Regions from separate parts of the Homo sapiens genome. Here region 1 is linked to region 2. A link is a contact called in ENCODE Hi-C or POLR2A ChIA-PET data. All regions are on one chromosome and are shown on one strand. The core of a region is the stretch at or near the end of the contact, and the rest is flanking DNA. Distances in the headings are between cores, read along the strand shown.

Region 1 (4,828 bases), core at 315-2,814, 1.1 Mb before region 2:
TAAAGAATTCAGGCAGAAAGATTAGAGAATTTAAGTAGCAATTGTATATGGTAAGCAATACAGTAACCTTAATAAAAATTAATGATGGCCGGGTACGGTGGCTCACGCCTGTAATCCCAGCACTTTGGGAGGCCGAGGCGGGCGGATCACAAGGTCAGGAGATCGAGACCATCCTGGCTAACACGGTGAAACCCCGTCTCTACTAAAAATACAAAAAATTAGCTGGGCGTGGTGGCAGGCGCCTGTAGTCCCAGCGACTGGGGAGGCTGAGGCAGGAGAATAGCGTGAACCCAGGAGGCGGAGTTTGCAGTGAGCGGAGATCGCACCATTGCACTCCAGCCTGGGCGACAGAGCGAGACTCCGTCTCAAAAAAATAAATAAATAAATAAAAAATAATGTGTATTTTATCAATTCAGTGATAAAGCAGACCTTTGTAAACTGTCTAGCTTGTGGTGACTGATTGAGGGTATCATGAAGCTCCGCGCCCCCCCACTCCCCGACATACTCGTTCATCCTCCTCTGTCCTAAAGCGTACTTCTTTGGAAAAGTAGAGCAGTTTATGTTAGTGTACACTAGAGATGGTAAACTATGCCTTGTGGGTCAAATCGGGCCTGCTGCCTGTGTTTGTATGGCCTGTGAGCAAAGAAAGGTTTTTACATATTTAAATGGTTGGAAAAAATATTTAAAGAATGCTATTTTTGGACACAAAAAATTGTATGAAATTAAAATTTCAATGTCTGTATCTTTTTATTGGGACACAGCCACCGCCATTCCTTTAGCTTTTGTATGCAACAGCTGCAGAGTTGACTATTTGAGACAAGTTGTATGGTCCCCCCAAACTGGAACTGTTTCCATTCTGGCCTTCTACAGAAAGTATTTGGACCCTGGCCTAGATAAATCCTGGCTGGTGGTTATGTTATGTGAAATGTGCACACTGTAAAATATAGGCCTGTATGATTAAAATTTTTGATTTCAGCTACTGTTCATAGTCGATTTAAAGGGCAATTTAATTTACAGCAAATCCAGTTTCTCGGAGATTTGTGTTGGGGCTTTGGCAGCAAAAAAAAATCCTAGGAGTAATCTTGAGAGTTCCATGCCCCCTAGTGGATTGCTATAGGGTTTACTTTTAAATTTTCAAAACACTGAATTGGCCAAGGATTTCCTTGGTCCATATTATCCCAAGGGTCAGAGGCTGAAGGTCGCCTAGACCTGGGCAGATGCTCACAGGTACTGTCGTGGCCTGGGCAAATCTAGGCACGTCAGCGCTCATTTCTATTCCCTTTCCCACATTCCAGCAAACGAGACTAGGCTTGAAGGGACCCACCCTCCTCTCCTCTGATTCCTCGTGACGCCGCACTCCTCTTACTCTCCCCGGGGCTCATCCGGGGGAATGGGGCAGATTATGTCCCACCGGTTGGACAAACTAACGAGGGCGGGGAAAGGAAAAAAAAAATCAGAATAGGAAGCCAATCAGAGCTCGGTACAAGCCCAGCCAATCGGGTCGGGTCAATTGGGGCTTAGCCAATCGGGCTCGATGAGGAAGACGTGAGTCAGAGCTTGCGCCTCTCGCTTCCAGCTGTGGGTGGCGCTAGGCAGCTTCAGCCGGACCGGGTAGGGGTCCTCGCTCGCTAGCTTGCTGTTTCTCGGAGAAGCTCCCGAGTGTCCGGCCTAGAGGCCATGAGAAGGCAGTGGGGGTCTGCCATGAGGGCGGCCGAGCAGGCGGGCTGCATGGTGAGCGCCTCCCGGGCCGGACAGCCCGAGGCGGGCCCGTGGAGCTGCAGCGGGGTAATCCTGAGCCGTAGCCCGGGCCTGGTGCTTTGCCACGGGGGCATCTTCGTCCCCTTCCTGCGAGCTGGCAGCGAAGTCCTGACCGCGGCCGGCGCCGTCTTCCTGCCTGGCGACAGTTGCAGGGACGACCTGCGCCTGCACGTGCAGTGGGCCCCAACGGCCGCGGGTCCCGGGGGCGGCGCGGAGCGGGGCCGCCCAGGGCTGTGCACGCCCCAGTGCGCGAGCCTCGAGCCCGGCCCACCTGCCCCGTCCCGCGGGCGTCCCCTGCAGCCCCGGCTTCCTGCTGAGCTGCTGCTGCTGCTGAGCTGCCCGGCCTTCTGGGCCCACTTCGCGCGCCTCTTCGGGGACGAGGCAGCGGAACAGTGGCGCTTCTCGAGCGCGGCGCGGGATGACGAAGTGTCGGAGGACGAGGAGGCGGATCAACTGAGAGCGCTGGGCTGGTTTGCGCTGCTGGGCGTGCGGCTAGGCCAGGAGGAGGTGGAGGAGGAGCGCGGGCCAGCCATGGCGGTGTCGCCTCTCGGGGCCGTGCCCAAGGGTGCGCCATTGCTGGTCTGCGGCTCCCCTTTCGGCGCCTTCTGCCCCGACATCTTTCTCAACACGCTGAGCTGCGGGGTGCTCAGCAACGTGGCCGGCCCACTGCTGCTTACCGACGCACGCTGCCTGCCCGGCACCGAGGGCGGCGGCGTGTTCACCGCGCGGCCCGCGGGGGCGCTGGTGGCGCTGGTGGTGGCGCCGCTCTGTTGGAAGGCCGGCGAATGGGTGGGCTTCACGCTGCTCTGCGCCGCCGCCCCCCTTTTCCGCGCCGCCCGCGACGCGCTTCACCGCCTGCCGCACAGCACCGCTGCCCTGGCCGCCCTTCTGCCGCCAGAGGTGGGCGTCCCGTGGGGTCTGCCCCTCCGAGACTCCGGGCCCCTGTGGGCAGCCGCGGCAGTGTTGGTGGAGTGCGGCACCGTATGGGGCTCCGGAGTGGCTGTGGCACCCCGCCTTGTAGTGACCTGTCGGCACGTGTCCCCTCGGGAAGCAGCCAGGGTCCTGGTGCGCTCCACCACCCCCAAGTAAGCCCGCAGGGCTGACGCCACTTCATCCCTTTCCAGGTCTCAGATCTGGGTCCAGCCCTAATACTCTTGAGTATTGTGCAGGCCTTTCTTGTGTCACGCGGATGCTTTGGGCGTGTAGTGGGTAGAGACCTGGAACCCTCCCCTCATCCTTTATACCCAGAACCCCTGTGGGGAGAATCTGGGGCAAGGTGTCAAGCTCGAAGCAGCTCTGGATTTGGGTACTGTGGGACACCCTGAATCCGGAACAGGGCATCTTTGAGCTCCCCTCAAAGGCTGAGTTTCTTCTGGGCAGCTTCACTGTCTGATAGCCCTGCACGCCATACCCCTCGGTTCTCTGGCCCTTTGAACAGAGATTCCCTAACCCTGCTGCTTCTCCTCTGAAAGTGATAAGGTCCCAGAGGCCCAGGATGGTGCTCTCCTGGGGTAAGGAGATGGGTATGTTAATTTTATCCATCTTTTAGTGCTTAGCCAGAGCTTCCCGTCTGAGTGAAACGTGAGTTTCTACGTAATCAGAAGGTAGGGGGGTGGCCCACGCAGCTGTACATGGTTCAGCCCAGCCTTGCAGCCCAGGCTTTTCCAAATCTCTTCCTGAATCCCCAAGCTTAGCCAGGTGTGGGTAACACTGCCCAGTTTTGCCATAGGTGTCCCCACTGTGGCCTATAGGACAGCCATGACTTTATAGGGAAGACTGATGATGAAGGTTTGCCTATGGTGTGTGGCCCCCACCAGATTCCTTCCACTCCCCCCACATGCCCCTTGCTCCTAAGGAGACTGCCAGGTCTGTTGGAAGCTACCCCTGCAGAGTGTGTAGTAGGACGCCCCTGTCTGATCCCGGGCAAGTCACTTAACCTGTCTAAGCTGCCTCCCCGGGAGTTGACGCTGAATGTCGTGGAACGGAGCCTGTCACGTCGTGTGCTACAGAAGTGTTAGCGTGTACGTAAATAGGGACCCAGAGGAGTGAAACCATGTCATATCTGACCCACCAACTGACGGGATTGTTGTGGGTATCAACGAGGCAGTGAAGGAAAGTGTTGTGTTTGCCTTGGCTCCTCCCACTTTGTTTGGTGTTGGGAATGTTACTGAGCGTCTCTGGGCCTCAGTTATACCACCTAAAATGGAGATAATGCCAGTGCCTAGTTTATAGGGTCGTGAAGACTAAATAAAGTGATGTCCACAAAACACTAACACCAAACCTGGCCCACAGTGCTCACTAAGTGTCAGGTTGATTATTCAGGTACAGGAAGCTTTAGAGAAGTAGCACAGTTTGTCAACCACCTTTGGAGATACCACAGAATGGTTACATGACTTGCCCAGAGTTGCCTGCTGGTCGATTCAGGGCTGATACCCAGATCTTCTGACTTTTACTGTCACTCTCAGCTCCTTGATTTCTCCCAAGTACTGAGGAGTCAGAAAGCTAGCCTGTCATTTGTTTCCCTTGCTCCCAGGAGTGTGGCCATCTGGGGCCGTGTGGTATTTGCCACTCAGGAGACATGTCCCTATGACATAGCAGTGGTGAGCCTGGAGGAGGACCTGGATGATGTCCCCATCCCTGTGCCCGCTGAGCACTTCCATGAAGGTAAAGGACGAAGGGCGCAGCCTGAAGGAGGGCCCCTCTGAGCTAGGGTGGGCCTCAGGAAGGAGAATCAGTGTTGGGCATTCTCATGAAGTCAGGGTAGCATTGGTCAAGGTCCTTGGAGGCCTGCCTCCCTTTTTGTGCTGGTGGGGCACATGGAGTGCCCTGGGAAGGATAATGCTGCACGCCCTTTCCCCGAGTGCCTGCAGCAATGTAGTGTGAGGATGCTGGGCCTTTGGGGTTCCTTAACACTTCAGGCTGGTCAGAGAGGCATGTGGCACTTTCAAGGCTCCAGGGGCACGATTTGGGTAAAAGGCTTTGTGATGCTGCCACATAAGTACTGATGTTGCACTCCATGGAGGCAGTGTGATACAGTGATGAAGGGTCCAGGGGCTCTGGATGGGCATCT
Region 2 (4,927 bases), core at 1-2,500:
TCCTTCTTGACCCCCATTACCTCAAGCTGGAAGCAAGGTTCCCAGGCAGGGCCTGGGACAGGGGCCTTGCACAAAGAAAGTGCTTGATAAAGCCTTACTGATTTGCTGTGTTACATACGTTGCACCACAGATTGGAAGTGGAAATTCAAATCAACTCAGGGCCCAGACAGTGGTTATATCAGCCTGAGCACTGGACTTGCACATTCATGTTTAGATCAAGTCTGACAGAACCTGAAATTGCAAAAGAGTGGAAACAAGTGTTGCTACAAAATAGCCTAACCACAGTGAGACACATCTCCTTTGTTATCTGTATGACGCTTTTGGTTTCAAAAACACAGCCCTATTGCAGGATCAGTTCTCTGGGCCAGGAACTAGATCTTCTCTATTACTAACAGATCAGCTGAAGACAGCGAGGGGTGGGCCTCTACCAAGGGCCAGGACTCCCATCGCATTCAGAAACACTTTCCAACAAATGGTCTTCCCTTCAGCAAAATGAATCACAAGGTCAAGAAGGAAGTGAGAAGGAAAAAAAGAATGTCGCCCAGGTGTGTTTCTCCTGAGCTATTCGCTTGTTTTATTTCATGGACAACAGTGTTACATTATGTAACTAATTCAGTTTCTTTCATCTCATTGGGTGCTAGGAAGCTTAGAGCCAATCCTGTGACCCACTAAAGTAAGGATGTACTTTCTGTATTAGTCTCTGCTGGCTCCATTTTATGTTTATATCTTCATTTTCCCTCTATTTTTCTCATCAACTTGCTGAAATTTGCCATAAGTCCTATTTAGAACAAGGAGGAGGGTAAGAGGAGAAGGGGAAAAATGGTCCTTGCCCTTGAATAATGAAAAATACATAAGTAAGGAGATAAGTAACAATAACAAAAATAATATTATAGAAGTTAACATTTATGGCTGGGCACAGTGGCTCACCCCTGTAATTCCAGCACTTTGGGAGGCTGAGGCAGGCCGATCACCTGAGGTCAGACATTTGAGACCAGCCTGGCCAACATGGTGAAACCCTGTCTCTACTAAAAATACAAAAATTAGCTGGGTGTGGTGGCAGGTGCCTGTAATCCCAGCTACTCAGGAGGCTGAGGCAGGAAGATCATTCAAACCAGGAAGGTGAAGATTGCAGTGAGCCGATATCATGCCACTGCACTCCAGCTTGGGTGACAGAGAGACTTGGTCTCAAAAAAAAAAAAAACTTAAAAAAAGGAAGTTAACATTTATTTAGCACTTTTGCAAGGGACTTGCCTTTAGCACTTTTGCAAGGGACTGTGGCAGGTAACATTATTTGAAACTTATGCAAGGGACTATGGTATGTATCATCTCACTAATCTCCCTAACAGCCCCACCAATAAAAGTACAGAGCTATTATTTTCCCCCAAATTAGTATTATAGATGAGGAAAGGGAAGCTGAGAGAGGCTAAGTCGTGAGGCCAAGATCACACGGCTAGAAATGGTGTGGCTGGGACCCAATCCCAGGTCTGGGTGAGGCCAAAGCTCAGCCTGTGGACACCACATCTACAAAATCACATGGTAGGGGCAGAAAGTGAAGGTGCCACGGTGAGATGCACAGAGAAGCTGTGGAGGGAAGGTTGGAGAGCCCACTTCCGGCTGGCTGGCTCTAAAAAATGCTAATGTCTTTGACTCAAACAGAAAATATTACTAGGTTCATAGAGCCCCGTTGTAATGATAAATAGCCAAATAGTTAAGAGGCTGCAGGCCCCAATTCTAACGCTCCTCACTTCCCTTCGAACCCAGCCTCAGAGATGACACTTAGGCTGCACATTCCCTGTGGGCAGGGACTGTGTCTTGTTCCCTGTTGGGTCCCCGGAACCCAGTGTGGTGCCTGGCACAGAGGAGGCCCTGAGTAGCATGTGCTGCATTAGTAAAGGAACTCATGGCTCACAGATACTTCACAATCATTGTTGGCGCCATGCAGATGAAGGGAGCTAGACAAAAACCCACACACGTGTATTCTGATGACACACATTACGCAGACACATGCTGCCCTGTGTGTCTCCTCTGGAGGCACCTGCCTTTTCCATTATAACGTGGCTCACATAAGTGGTGTGCAGTTTTTCAAATTTCAATAAAAAGGAAAGACATAGTAATCTAGCTGCTTTTATAGACAGAAATAACAAAATAAAAACAGGTCTCCATCCAGGGCAAGGCAGGAGATTTGAGGGGCTTCAGCAGACAGTTCATGCCTAGATGGCGGGAACATTTTTTTTTCTTTGAGACAGTCTCTGTCTGTTGCCCGGGCTGGAGTGCAGTGGCACGATCTCGGCTCACTGCAGCCTCCGCCTTCCGGGTTCAAATGACTCTCCTGCCTCAGCCTCCCGAGTAGCTGGAATTATAGGCGTCCACCACCACACCAAGCTATTTTTTTTTTTTTTAATTTTTAGTAGAGACAGGGTTTCGTCACGATGGCCAGGCTAGTCTTGAACTCCTGACCTCAGGTGGTCCACCCGCCTCGGCCTCTGAAAGTGCTGGGATTACAGGTGTGAGCCATGGTAACTGGCTTGATTTGATTTCTGCCAGCAGGAAAAGCAGTGCTGACATGGAATCAGTAGGAAACGGGGTTTGCCCCAGGGGTGCCCCTCACCAGGCGAGGCCATGAGAGTCGCCGGAACTTCCATCCCCAATGCTTTGCCTGATGAAGCCCTGGATCACCCTTCCGGGCAAACACACGCACCGCCAGCAGCTGGAAGGCAGAATGGGGTAATCGGGTCCCACCTCAGGCACTGTAGTAGTCAGGTTTTCCAGAAAAACAGCAGGAGAGACTTTAAGGAATCGGCTCATGCGATGATCTGGTCAGGCAAGTCTGAAATCTTCAGGGCAGGCCAGGAGGCTGGAAATTCTAGCAGAAGTTTATGTTGTGGCCTTAAATCCTAAGGTGGTCTAGAGACGAATTCTTTTCTCCTCGGGGGACCTCAGTCTTTTCTCTTAAGGCCTTCAACTGATTGGGTGAGGCCCACCCACACTGTGGGAGGTAATCTGCTTTACTCAGAGTCTACTTATTTAAATGTTACTCTCATTCAAAAAAATACCCTCATAGCAACATCTAGAACAATGTTTGACCAACAACTGGGCACCAGAGCCTAGCCACGCTGACACATAAAATTAACCATCACAGGCACTTACTAGCATTGGGTGTGGCCATGGTGAAAATACCTGCTTCCTAAAAGTGTCAGAGGGTCCGGCAAGTGGCCCATGTGAGCACTCTGTCCCATCTGGCATATGATGGGTTGGCTCAGGTCTGAGTGGGGCCCTGGCTGTATGAAGGGGAGCCCAGCCTCTGGATTCCCATACGTGTCAGCAACAGTTGGGCCTCCTCTATGACCAGGGGCTGCATTCCACAGGTTTGGAGGGCAGCCTGGGTGCAGGGACGCATCCTCCTGCCTTGTTCTTCCTGGCAGCACAGAAGTCCCGGGTGTCAGCAGCCTGTTTCCAGATGGCCTAACCATGGGGTCACTGTTGAGCTCCACCCGAGGGCAGTGATACAAATGCCCTAGCTGAGGGGACTGGATTGTATCCCAAGGAGAGCCAGCTCCAGTGACCCATCTCTGTGTCCTTTGACAAGCTAAAGGAGGGACCAGGCCCTCAGAGACAGCCATCTGAGAACGCCTTGCAGATCACCAAGAGGCCCTTGGCAGACAGTCCATGTTGTATATGACGAGGTTAAACACAAAAGAGCACAGCTTACAGCAAAAGCATGGACAAAGGAGAATTCTTTCCCTAAGCATTCATGTGCAGTCTGTGTAAGTTCCCAGATCTCCTCTATCCAATAGTTTTCAACCATTGACATTGACTTAAAACACCTGAAACAAAATTTAAAATTGAGAAAGGATGACTTTGTTGAAATCATACTCACCTTAAAAATGTCCATTCCAGCTGGGCGAGGTGACTCACACCTGTAATCCCAGCACTTTGGGAGGCTGAGGTGGGTGGATTACCTTAGGTCAGGAGTTCAAGACCAGCCTGGTAAAACCTCATCTCTACTAAAAACACAAAAATTAGCTGGGCATGGTGGCGGACGCCTGTAATCCCAGCTACTCAGGAGGCTGAGGCAGGAGAACTGCTTGAAATGGGGAGGTGGAGGTTGCAGTGAGCCGAGATCACGCCACTGCACTTCAGCCTGGGCGACAAAGCAAGGCTCCTTCTCAAAAAAACGAAAAAAAAAGTCCATTCCAGGCTTGATGGAAGAATGATGGGGACATGTGCACTGCTGCTTCCAAGACAGTGGGCTTCATGCGTATCCAGAACAGGAGTGCACTGGGCCACGGGGAGGGTGAGCAGAGGGTCTGCCGCTCTGTGCATCCTCTGCACACCCATGGCAGGAGTGGATGAAGATGGAAAAGAGATGTTGGAACTTGTCCTGCAGCTCCTCTTCATTCTTCTGTGAGACAGTAAAGAAGGACTTGAATATTGATGAACGTCTACCACAAGTCCCAGTCACAAGAATCACACACCTTCTCTCCCTTCCACAAGGTGAAACAAGACAACTCAAGGTCAAGGTAACCTGTGTAAAAGGACGACTAAATGTGAAACGGTGCCTGAAGGACCAGCGGACAGCAGGCACCTCTCTCTGAACTCCAGCTCTTGAGCCAAATCAAATGGTTGAGCTGGTTAAGTGGTCCCAGTTTAAAAGATGGGTGTCTGTCTTGACCGGGCACAGTGGCTCACATCTGTAATCCCAGCAATTTGGGAGGCTGAGGCAGGAGGATTGCTTGAGTTCAGGAGTTTCAGACCAGCCTGGGCAACATAGCAAGACCTCATCTCTACCAAAAAAATTAATTAGCTGGGCACGGTGGTGCGCACCTGTAGTTCCAGCTACTTGGGAGGCTGAGGTGGGGGGATTGCTTGAGTTCAGGAGGTTGAGGCTGCAGTGAGCCATGATCATACCACTGCACTCCAACCTGGG

Evidence for each region. A loop is a pair of places that touch in the nucleus more often than their neighbours do. ChIA-PET counts read pairs that join two places held with the same protein, here RNA polymerase II (POLR2A). Pooled maps may share reads with other maps.
Region 1: a pooled map shows a loop between it and region 2 (2.3-fold over the local background). The contact joins the promoter of TYSND1 here to the enhancer-like site in region 2. A Hi-C loop is called at or near these places in 2 of 50 pooled maps. POLR2A ChIA-PET finds 5 or more read pairs at or near these places in 2 of 52 experiments (RWPE1 and activated T-cell).

What each region holds. Positions count from the first base shown.
Region 1 is chr10:70,143,436-70,148,263 of GRCh38, reverse strand. It overlaps TYSND1 (trypsin like peroxisomal matrix peptidase 1), which reads left to right and starts at 1,564. Exons shown (of 4, transcript NM_173555.4): 1 at 1,564-2,843; 2 at 4,292-4,422. The coding sequence starts at 1,678. It overlaps SAR1A (secretion associated Ras related GTPase 1A), which reads left to right. Exons shown (of 7, transcript NM_020150.5): 7 at 1-975. RefSeq lists silencers at 1,793-2,102, 2,433-2,662 and an enhancer at 2,253-2,302.
Region 2 is chr10:69,041,039-69,045,965 of GRCh38, reverse strand. No RefSeq gene overlaps it. Among named protein-coding and RNA genes, the nearest start is that of SRGN, 45 kb to the left of the region's middle. Within about 2 kb of position 1,250, at least 6 of the 41 ENCODE cell types and tissues checked have a DNase peak (open chromatin) inside an H3K27ac peak, as active enhancers do.